Regions from separate parts of the Homo sapiens genome. Here region 1 is linked to region 2. A link is a loop called in an ENCODE intact Hi-C map of the cell type or tissue named here. Cell type or tissue: HepG2. All regions are shown on one strand.

Region 1 (5,000 bases), 270 kb after region 2:
GGAAAGAAAATGAGGAAATTCTGAAGGGGGTTCATGGAGATACCAAGAGCAAGGAGGGACTGAGGGGGTCTGTGTGAGGAATAGGAGCAGGTCCGTGCTCTCCTGGAAGGGTGAGAGATAAAGCTGAAGGGGAACATTTCATATTTTGAGTAGATCATATAAACTTAAAATTAGGGGTTTAATAATTCAACATATAAGAAAATGGATACTGCAAATCAATTAAAGTATGCTGAAAGAGACTTTCAGAAAAACCCAAAGAAACAAAGGAAGGAAGGAGGGCAGGAGGGAAGGAAGGAGGGATGGAGAGAGGGACTACAGATTTGTTCCAAATCAGACCCAAAGCCCTGGTGAAGACAACAGAAGGTTCAACCCTTTGCACAAATCCCATCTGGAAATCCTCACAGGGTAGCCTCCCCCTTGGGTATAATCTGTTGCCCTTTTATCTAGTGAACCTAACGAAACCTTTTTATCTGGCTAAACTAAACCTCCATCTCACTCTATTCATCTGTGTTCTATTTCTACTTCTCTGTCCACCATATTGAACAGGTCATCAGCTCCTTTATTCAGACGTGTTCTGAAAAATCATGCTGAGAAATACAAATTAGGAGGGCAGCTGTCTCTCTTTGTAGATGTTGCCAAGGAGGCCCAAATCGGTCATTAAAATGCTAAAATAGCTGTGAAACTCACTAAAGCACTTACACGATCACTAAGGTTATGTCCACGCAGTGAGGACTGAGCAAGAAAAAGAAGGGAGGAGATGAGGAGGGAAATAAGAGGAAAATGCATCCAGCAGCCACAAGTTCCTCAATATCCAAAGCCGGGAAAGTGGTCAAACTGAGATTTGGAATGCTTGGCTGAATATTTTTTATAATGCTGCATTAACGGTATTGTAAGAGCTGAGCGCGGTGGCTCATGCCTGTAATCCTAGCACTTTGGGAGGCCGAGGTGCGCAGATCACTTGAGGTCAGGAGTTTGGGACCAGCCTGGCCAACATGGCAAAACCCCATCTCTACTAAAAGTACAAAAATTAGCCAGGCATGGTAGCGGGTGCCTGTAATCCCAGCTACTCAGGAGGCTGAGGCAGGAGAATCACTTGAACCCGGGAAGTGGAGGTTGCAGTGAGCTGAGATCGTGCCATTGCACTCCAGCCTGGGTGACAGAGCAAGACGCCATCTCAGAAAAAACAAAACAAACAAACAACAACAACAACAAAAATACACACACTCAGAAAAATCTGAGCTAAACATCCAGTCACCAAACAGATGCCAAATATTAAAAAGACCACAAGGTCATCAGATTTATATTAGTGGAGTGCTGGAAGGGGCTTGAGAAATCACCCCACCCCATCATCCCATTTCTACAGGAAGAAACTGAGATCAAGTCAGCCCTTTTCATTTCATTAAAAACATAGCTAAGAAAAGAGTTACTTCTTTGATAATAGATATAGCTGATTTATAAATATTCATGAATATATACTGAGATACCAGAAGAAAAAAAAAGTCACATGGAGAATTTTCCTTGAAAATTGCTCAGTGCCGTCTGCTCTGAGATAAATGGTAATTTATTGGCAAGTCCTCGGTAAATTCTGCTTTCCAGAAGGAAGGAAGGCCTGGTGGGAAGAGGGTATTGGTGAGCTGCGCATCCTAGGAGTCCTTTTCTTGCTTATTCATGTATTAAAGTGGTTGCCTGAAAGTCATAATGGGAAATTAGCCAGCCTTAGATCACAGCCAATATCTGTTAAGTATAAATTAGAAACACCACAAAATATCCCATTGAGCAGTTGGGAGTTGCTAGGAAACGGGAGGTCAGGCAGCACTCAAAGGCCAGGTTATTCCCATCCCCGGGCCTCTTCAGGACTCTCCAGGCTGGACTCTGGGCAGGGGGCGCCACGAGTTGACGGCTCGGCATCGCAGCATCCACGTCCAGGCAGGGAGTCCAGGCTTCTGAGCTGGGTGACTCGAACTGCTTAATTGTTAAGTGCCTCCCTCCTGCTACCAGCAGGAAAGGGTCCAATGTGTGACATGCCAGGCTGGCTTCAGGGGCAGCCTGACGCTTTCTCTAAGATAGGAGTGCCTGAGAATTCGTATGAAAGAGTTTTAAGTTGAAGACTCTTCCACAGATTAAGCACAATGTTAAAAATAAAAGGGATGCAAAAAAAAAAAGAAAGAAAGAAAACAAAGGAGTATATGCTCCTAAATCCAAGAAGCAGCAGACAGAAGGCTATTCATGAGTGACAGCTTTCTCCTCACCTGTCCTTATTAACACATTTCATCCACTTCCTTCAGCGATCCAATTTGCTTTACTTAACATCTACCACATCTTTCGACTTAAAAGAACAGCTTTCAGGGTTCTGATCATATTGCTTCCATGAATTTGATATTCCCCACGCCTACCCCAAAATGAACGTACGTCCTTCACAAATTCTACCTGGCAATGTGCTGCTGAGTTCAGTCAACGGTGCCCACGTTCAAATGACAGATCACGAGAAGAAACGAACACACCTGTTTTTTGCTGGGAGAGCCACACAGTGAACACCAGAGTTCTCTACCAAGACTCCCGATGTCAGGCCGGGCATGGTGGCTCATGCCTATAAATTCAGCACTTTGGGAGGCCAAGGTGGGCGGATCAACTGAGGTCAGGAGTTCGAGACCAGCCTGGCCAACATGGTGAAACCCCGTCTCTACTAAAAATACAAAAATTAGCCGGACGTGGTGGCGCACACCTGTAATCCCAGCTACTTGGGAGGCTAAGGCAGGAGAATCACTTGAACCCGGGAGGCGGAGGTTGCAGTAAGCTGAGACTGCGCCATTGCACTCCAGCCTGGGTGACAAGCACGAAACTCTGTCTCAAAAAAAAAAAAAAGACTCCAATGCCACTTCTTTCCATAATGATGACTATGACTGCTGTTTATCAGCCACCACGGCCATCAGTGGTGTCTCCGTCCGTGCCAGAGTCTGAGCCAGGAGTTTTACAGACTTGCTCACAGTTCCTCTTTGTACCTACCCTACAAAGGGTGGCTTCTGTACTCCCTTCCCTGATGGGAGAACAGAAAACTAAAGTGACAAACCAATGACCTGTGGCTGGTAAAAGGCAGGCCGGATCAGTGTTAAAACCTCATTTGGTCCACCATGATGTGTGGCCTCCCAGGACAGCCTCATCCATCATTTTACTCCAGAAATGTTGAAAGAGTAACTTGCTTTATCATCTTGTTCGCCATAAATTGTCTAAAGGAGAGGTTGCTTTTATTCACTGAGCAAACAGCAACAAATCAACTTGTTCCTTGAGAGGAAAACCTTATGCTGTTAGCCCTGGAATAGGTAGAAAAACGCCCAGGTTAATGAATTGCTATAGAGTCATCAGGCTAATGGAGAGAGCTGTAGGGCAGAGTCTAAATGCTGTGATTTACACGAGAAAACCGTGGGACCAGGCCACGGTGGTGAATGTTGTTTAAAAATGCTACCATGAGGCCAGGTGCAGTGGCTAACACCTGTAATTCCAGTAATTTGGAAAGCTGAGGCAGAAGGATTGCTTGAGCCCAGGAGTTCGAGATCAGCCTGGGCAATATAGGGAGACCCCATTTCCACCAAAAATAAACAAAATTAGCTGGGTATGGTAGTGCATACTTGTGGTCCCAGCTACATGGGAGGACTGTTTGAGCCCAGGAGGTCAAGGCTGCAGTGAGCCGAGATCCCACCGCCACACTCTAGCCTAGGCGACAGAGCCTCGGGAAAAAAAAAAAAAAAAAACCCAAACCCAGAAAATGCTATTATGACACATTACACACTGGCAGACACTCTAAAAAATCCTCCCTGTCTGTCTCCGCATTCAACTCCAACAATATCTTGGCATCATGAACTATGATCTGAGGCTGGTCTGTGACACAGTAACAGAAACAGAAAAAACTCAGACATGAGCTGCTCATCTCTTCACTCTTTCCTACATTTTTGCACCCAACCCTCACTAGAGCTAAATCTCAACTGAAGAGTCTCTACTCATCCACACCCGCAGATCAGGGCCCCTTTCCAGGTACTGCTGCTAGTTTCTACTCTCCACAGCACCGAATAAAGCACAATCTATGTCTCAGATACGCGACTACACATTTACCAAAACGACCAGGACAAAGAACAAAAAAAGCCTTTGCATCCAGGCCAGTTGCTATAGAGTCTTTGAATATTCCCAACCTGCCTTCTCTATCATCTAACTACTTTGTAGCGACAGGCTGGAACAAGAAGAATGGATGTGCTGTGAGCAGGCAAGGTGAGAAGTGGAGAACAAGCGGCGATTGTACTGTAGTTAATTATTTTAATTGAGCATGAGAAGGGAAAGGCTTGAACTCTAAGGACGTTGGCAGAGCCCCAGAGTTTATGTAAACCAGGAAATGCCTCTAGCACGCCCCAGATAGCAGGAGCAACTGAATAGAAGTGGCCCATCTGCTGATGCAACAGCGCTGCAAACAATGGCTGCTCTGAGAGAGGGTCAGTTCCACAGAGTTTTCAGAGGTTGTACACCTCTTTGTTCCTGCATGCTCACAGGCTGTGTTAGAAGCCTGGAAATCCCAGTCAAATGATGTCACGACCAGGTCCAACCTGCCCTTCCACTTCTGCACAGGACCTTATTTCCCTAATTCGCAAGGTACCTCTGATTAAAAGCCTCTAAGAGCTGCAACTCTGTACACTTGTAGTCCAATGTAAACTGACTAGCTCAAGCTTTACTGAAAGCAATGCCATGCAGTCAGTGAATCAAATGCATAGGCCAACGTTTCAGTCAATACCAGAAAAAGAAAAGAAGAAAAAGAATGTGGTAGGCTAATTTTCCTTCTGCAATTCCTCAAACCACAATTAGCATAGTAACAATGCCTTATGTTTGGCCTTCATAATCCAGCGGGATTTGTTTTGGCTCAGCAAAGGGGATTTGTTTTAGCTCAGCAAAATTTGTCGTAGACCCCTACTTATGTGTTATAATAACCATATTTAAACTTCTGTGGTCCCGTAAGAAAACAC
Region 2 (5,000 bases):
CTGGTGATGCAAGGACTCTCCAGGAACCCAATATGTGAAACCTAATTTCTGTACCTCTGTTCAAGGGGTAACTGGCAAAACTGAACTCTTGATGTTTTAACCAGAACAAAAACAAAAACAAGTCAAACTTCAGTCTGGGTCTAAGGTCTTCTCTTCACTAGATGTGTTAAACTCTGTTAAACTGAGTTTCTCAACTACAAAGAAAGAACTACCTAATACAGAGGTGTTATAAGTGTTATTAAGGATATGTTGTACAGTGCCAAACATATCCAGCACTGGCACACCTAATAATCACTTCAAAGCAAATATGACCTCACTTTACTTCATATTACAAACTATGCTTACCTAAAATCATAGAAGTCTGCAAATTCCAAAGCAGCATCGCCATCTGTGAAGAGCTTACAGTGGCTTTTGTCATTCATATGTGCCTGTACAGCTTCTGTGGAGTAGAAGGACTTCCCTTTCTCGTTGCACCACAAGCAAATCTTGCCAACACCAACTTTCTCTCCTAGAAAAATAATTTAAGGAAAAAATATGAAAAAAGCTTTTTGCAACCAGATTAAATCTCACTATTTGTCACCAAAACTCAAAAATCATTCACAAAATAACCAAGCAATTATATCAAAGATTGATGAAAAATGCAAAACTAATGTTCCCTTGAGACCAGTCCCCCAATAATGTGATTATTTCCTCATTAAAAGGAAAACTATTGTACTTACCCAAGTATTTAATCAGTCCCTTAATATCTGAAAGATATTCTATATCAGGAATAAAGAAACTGTGGTCTTTGGTCATGTGAGCCACATTCTTCATCAGCGAGCTGGAATGATGGGAACAAAATAAGCAGTCCGTGATAGGGATGGCACCAAGGGGTGGGCCTTCCTCAGCCTCTTCCTCCTCTGCATCCTGCTCCACCACATCGTCCATTGCTTCAGTATCCTCACATTCCAATTCTTCATCAGAATCAATATCTTCCCAATCTGCAAGCCAGAATTTTGAAATATAAAGTTTAAGAAAAGTAGTAGCAAGCAAAGATATCACAAAAATTCACGAGGTGATACAGTCCTATATTTGGAGAAACAGCCACACCCCAACTCCCAAGGACAACTCCTCTTTCAAGATCTCAATTTTAGCTATTTGTTTACCACAGACTCATCTGAATGGCCATGAAACTCCTTAGTCTTTCTTTTCCAGGAAACAGGAATCTTTTCTTTGTTTCTTTCCTATGCCTTACAGCACCTAGCCCAGTGCTGAAAATATAGTTAGGAAGTCTCCTACCTGCCTGGATATTTTTATAAACTTCTAAAACAATGCCTCTATCTACTATTTCACAAAAGTACTATGGGGTGTGTGTATGTGCTGGTAGGGTGCTCTATGAACGGCTATGGTTTGAATGCATGTTTCCCTCCCAAAATTCAAATGTTGAAACTTAATCATCAATGAAATGGCATTAAGAGGTGGGGCCTTTAGTGGGTGATTAGGTTAGGCAAGCACTAATCCTGAATAAATGGATTAGTGCGAGGGAACTGGCTAGCCCCTTTTTTGCCTTCTGCTTCTTCCACCACATGATGACACCATGAGAAAACTTCATCTATAGAACAGGCCCTCACCAGACACTGACTCTGCCAGCACCTTGATTTTGGACTTCCCAATTTCCAGAACTATGGGAAAATACATTTATGTTGTTCATAAATCACCCAGTCTCTAGTACTTCCTTATAGCAGAGTGGACAGACTAAGACATGAACACCTACACCAGCACTGTTAATAGGATGTGGGATGAGGGAAGTAAGGAATAAATAGCTCATAAAGGCAAAGAGGTGAGGGTGCTGGCTCCAGCTCCAAATTTCTGGCTGAGTTGGTTTTGATCCCCTCATTCTGTTTTACTCAACTAAATTAAGTGCAAAACCATCATAACTGGAAACCCACTAGAATCGCAAATTACACGGCAGCTGGTATGACGATAGCATGTCCTCCTGTGCATATGTTAAAAGCCTCTTCATCCAAAACACAGAAGGCATCAATTCATTCTCCAAATATGCATTAAGCACTTCTTTTTCCAGACAAGGTTTTAGGCCTTGGAGAATGAATTGAGTGAACTAAACAGCCAAACCTGCTGGCCAGATAAGGCACTTCAGAAAGCGTCTAAACCACCTTCCCTCATCATTTTTACTTAAAAGCTCTCAAACACACACACACACCCATCTCGAGTATAAATCTGGAAACTTAAGGGTGGGCCAAGTTCCTCTTTACCCTCCCCGCCCAGACAGGGCCATCACCGTCTCCATCCAGGTCCTCTTCCTCCTCCTCGCTGTCCTCCTCCTGCTGCTTTGCCAACTTCTTCGCCTGCTGTTCAAACCACTGGAGCCGGGGTGGTTTCTCACTCGGGTCTCGGTCGTGGGTCCCACGGCCACCAGTACCCACGGCCACGACATTCCTGGCCTCCTTTGCAGGCGCTGGGGGCGCCTTCTTGGGAGACATGGACGGCTGGGCCTTGATGGCCTGCTGGATGGCCGCGTTCATGGCATCCTTGTCCACACTGTCCACGCCCAGTCCTTTCTCCAAGTTCTTTTCATTCATCATCTCCACTTTCCGATTCACTGCCTGCACGGCCTTCTTCTCCAGCTCAACGTGACGCCGGGACTTGAGGTGGTTCTCGTAGGCGTTGAAAGAGGCAAACTTCTTACTGCAAACGGTGCAGTAGGTGGCCGAGCCCTTGCTCTCCTCCTCCGCGACGGCCCGCTGCGCCCGCACTCGCTCCTGGAAGCCCTCGGCGGTCACTGGGGCCATGCTGGCCACCTTCCGCCGCAGGTTGTAGCGGTGCCAGTCCGTCTTATAGTGGGCCCGCTGCATGTCCGCGTCGCGGAACGCCACCCGGCAAGTTATGCAGGTGTACGTCGCCATTGCCAGGCGAGAAATAAGAACCGACCAAGCCAAACACCTGGTGATCAGCGCCGTGGCCCCACAAGACCCTCAGACCTTAACCCGCCTCAGCAGCCAGGAAGAGCCACTCGACACGCCGACTTCCTGATTGTCACTGAGGAAACTTCCGGCACACGTCGGAAGTTATTCACAACTGGACAGGAAACCCGCCTCTCAGGCTGTGGCCACGCCTCCGCCGCCGTGAGGCCCAGGAAGCCGAGGGAACGCTGTGGCTGAAAGGGACCTGGGTCCGCTCAGTCAGCCCGAGGTGGCTGTTGATTGAGGGAGGTCGCGCCCTCCCAGTTACCTTCCCTGGTGGTTGTGCCGCTCGGTGTGACGCGGTCAAGGGGACGGCTACGCGAGAATGGGGGAGTGGGGCGCCCGAGGCTGCTCCTGGGCCCTGGGAAGCCCCCGATTAATGAATGGTCGGGTCAGCGACGCGAGGGTCGGGGTTTCTCTGAGGACCGCGCGCTGCACCTGCGGAGCCGGGTGAATGGATGTCGCGAAGGCAAGGGCTGCCCTTACCCCTCGGGGCCGACCTCGGAGCCCTCGCCCGTGGTTGCAACGCTTTCCCGGGAAACCGGAGAAGCCAGGCCGGGGGCTCGGCCTTTCTGAGGCGGCCCTTCCGGCGGAGGACACCGGCGGAATTTGAGTGCACAGAGTGCGCGAGAGGAGCTCCCTGTAGACACACAGTCCAAGCCACGTAGGTAATTCTAATAGCAGCCACATTTTTAAAGAGTAAAGAGAAATCGGTGAAACTGCTTTTAATGTGTTTAATTTAGCCCATCCTGTCATTTCAGCATGTAATCAGTCTAAAAGAATTAATTAGATCTTTTACGCTCTGTCGTTGGTTCTAAGTCTTGGAAATCCAGTGTGTGTTTTAGAGTTAACAGCCCATCTCAATTTGGACTAGACCCGTGCCAGGTGCCCAGTTGGCTGTGTACCCTCATGTATATAGGACAGCAAAGTTCTGTAGAAAAGAACTTCAGGCCAGGCGCGGTGGCTCACGCCCGTAATCCCAGCACTTTGCGAGGCCGAGGCGGGCGGATCATCTGAGGTCAGGGGTTCAAGACCAGCCTGGCCAACATGGCGAAACCCAGTCTCTGCTAAAAAATACAAAAATTAGTCCCGGCGCAGTGGCGCAGACCTGTAATCCCAGCTACTTGGGAGGTTGAGGCAGGAGAATCGCTTGAACCCGGGAGGCGGAGGTTGTGGTGAGCCGAGATCGCGCCACTGCACTCCAGCCTGGGCAACAGAGCAAGATTCCATCTCAAAAGAAAAAGAAAACATGAACTTCAAATGCTTGGGGAGGTCGTAGATTTCATCCACACAGCCTGGTTGAACCAGAGTCAGCCTTGTTAGAGTCGAATGTTGCATGCTCAGAATCCAGGCTGCCAAGAGAAAACCAAAAGAAGATGGCGCTTTAAAAAACCTTCCAGTGCCTTCCCTTGACTCAATCAAATTCAAACACCTTACTTTCTATTCTCCGAGGCTCTACCCCTCCCTCTGAGGTCCTGCCACACCCCCTTCTCTACCCTGCTCACCCTACTTGAGTCGCAATGACACATTTGATGTTCTTCTAACAAGCACTTTAGTTGGTACTAAGTCAGAAAGTCAGAAATCCATTACTCTTCTGCTTGGAACATCCTTTTGCTGGCTTGCTTCCTTATTTTTTGGATCTCTGCCCAAATGCCTTTGTAAGAGAGGCTTATCCAAATCCACTTACCAAAAATAGTGCCTACCTTCCTAAGTCCTTACCAGGCATAACTTTTCTCCAGTACTGTATTAGTTATCTACTACTCTGTATTAAATTACCCCCAAATTTAGCATCAAGCTTTATTTCAGTTTCTGTATGTCAGGTATTTGAGTGACTCAGCTGGGTGGTTCTGACTAAGATCTCCTAAGAGGTTGCAGTGAACATGCTGTCCAGGGCTAAAATCATCTGAAGATCTGACTGTATTTGACTGTGGCTGGAGAGTCTCCCTTAAAGATGGTTCATTTACATAGCTGATAGCAAGAGGTTTTGGTTCCTTGACAAGTAGGCCTCTCCATAGGGCTGCTTGAGTGCAGCAGAGAGCC

What was found. Peaks named below come from ENCODE experiments on the same cell type or tissue, not always from the same donor. Only the 100,000 strongest peaks of a DNase experiment are listed, where the experiment ranks them.
Region 1: a loop joins it to region 2, with 4 times the contacts of the local background. A loop is called at or near these places in 1 of 110 quality-filtered maps.

The regions. Positions count from the first base shown.
Region 1 is chr5:16,731,958-16,736,957 of GRCh38, forward strand. The region is part of intron 19 of MYO10 (myosin X); the gene reads right to left. Among named protein-coding and RNA genes, the nearest start is that of RETREG1, 120 kb to the left of the region's middle. In HepG2, a CTCF peak has its summit at 1,880; DNase peaks (open chromatin) are centred at 3,834 and 4,434; H3K4me3 peaks cover 1,838 bases.
Region 2 is chr5:16,462,763-16,467,762 of GRCh38, forward strand. ZNF622 (zinc finger protein 622) reads right to left here and starts at 3,038. Exons shown (of 6, transcript NM_033414.3): 1 at 2,279-3,038; 2 at 720-980; 3 at 346-508. The coding sequence starts at 2,903. RefSeq lists enhancers at 2,346-2,415, 4,698-4,757, 4,788-4,877 and a silencer at 4,223-4,445. In HepG2, no CTCF peak of the experiment used is centred here; DNase peaks (open chromatin) are centred at 3,079 and 3,569; H3K4me3 peaks cover 3,293 bases.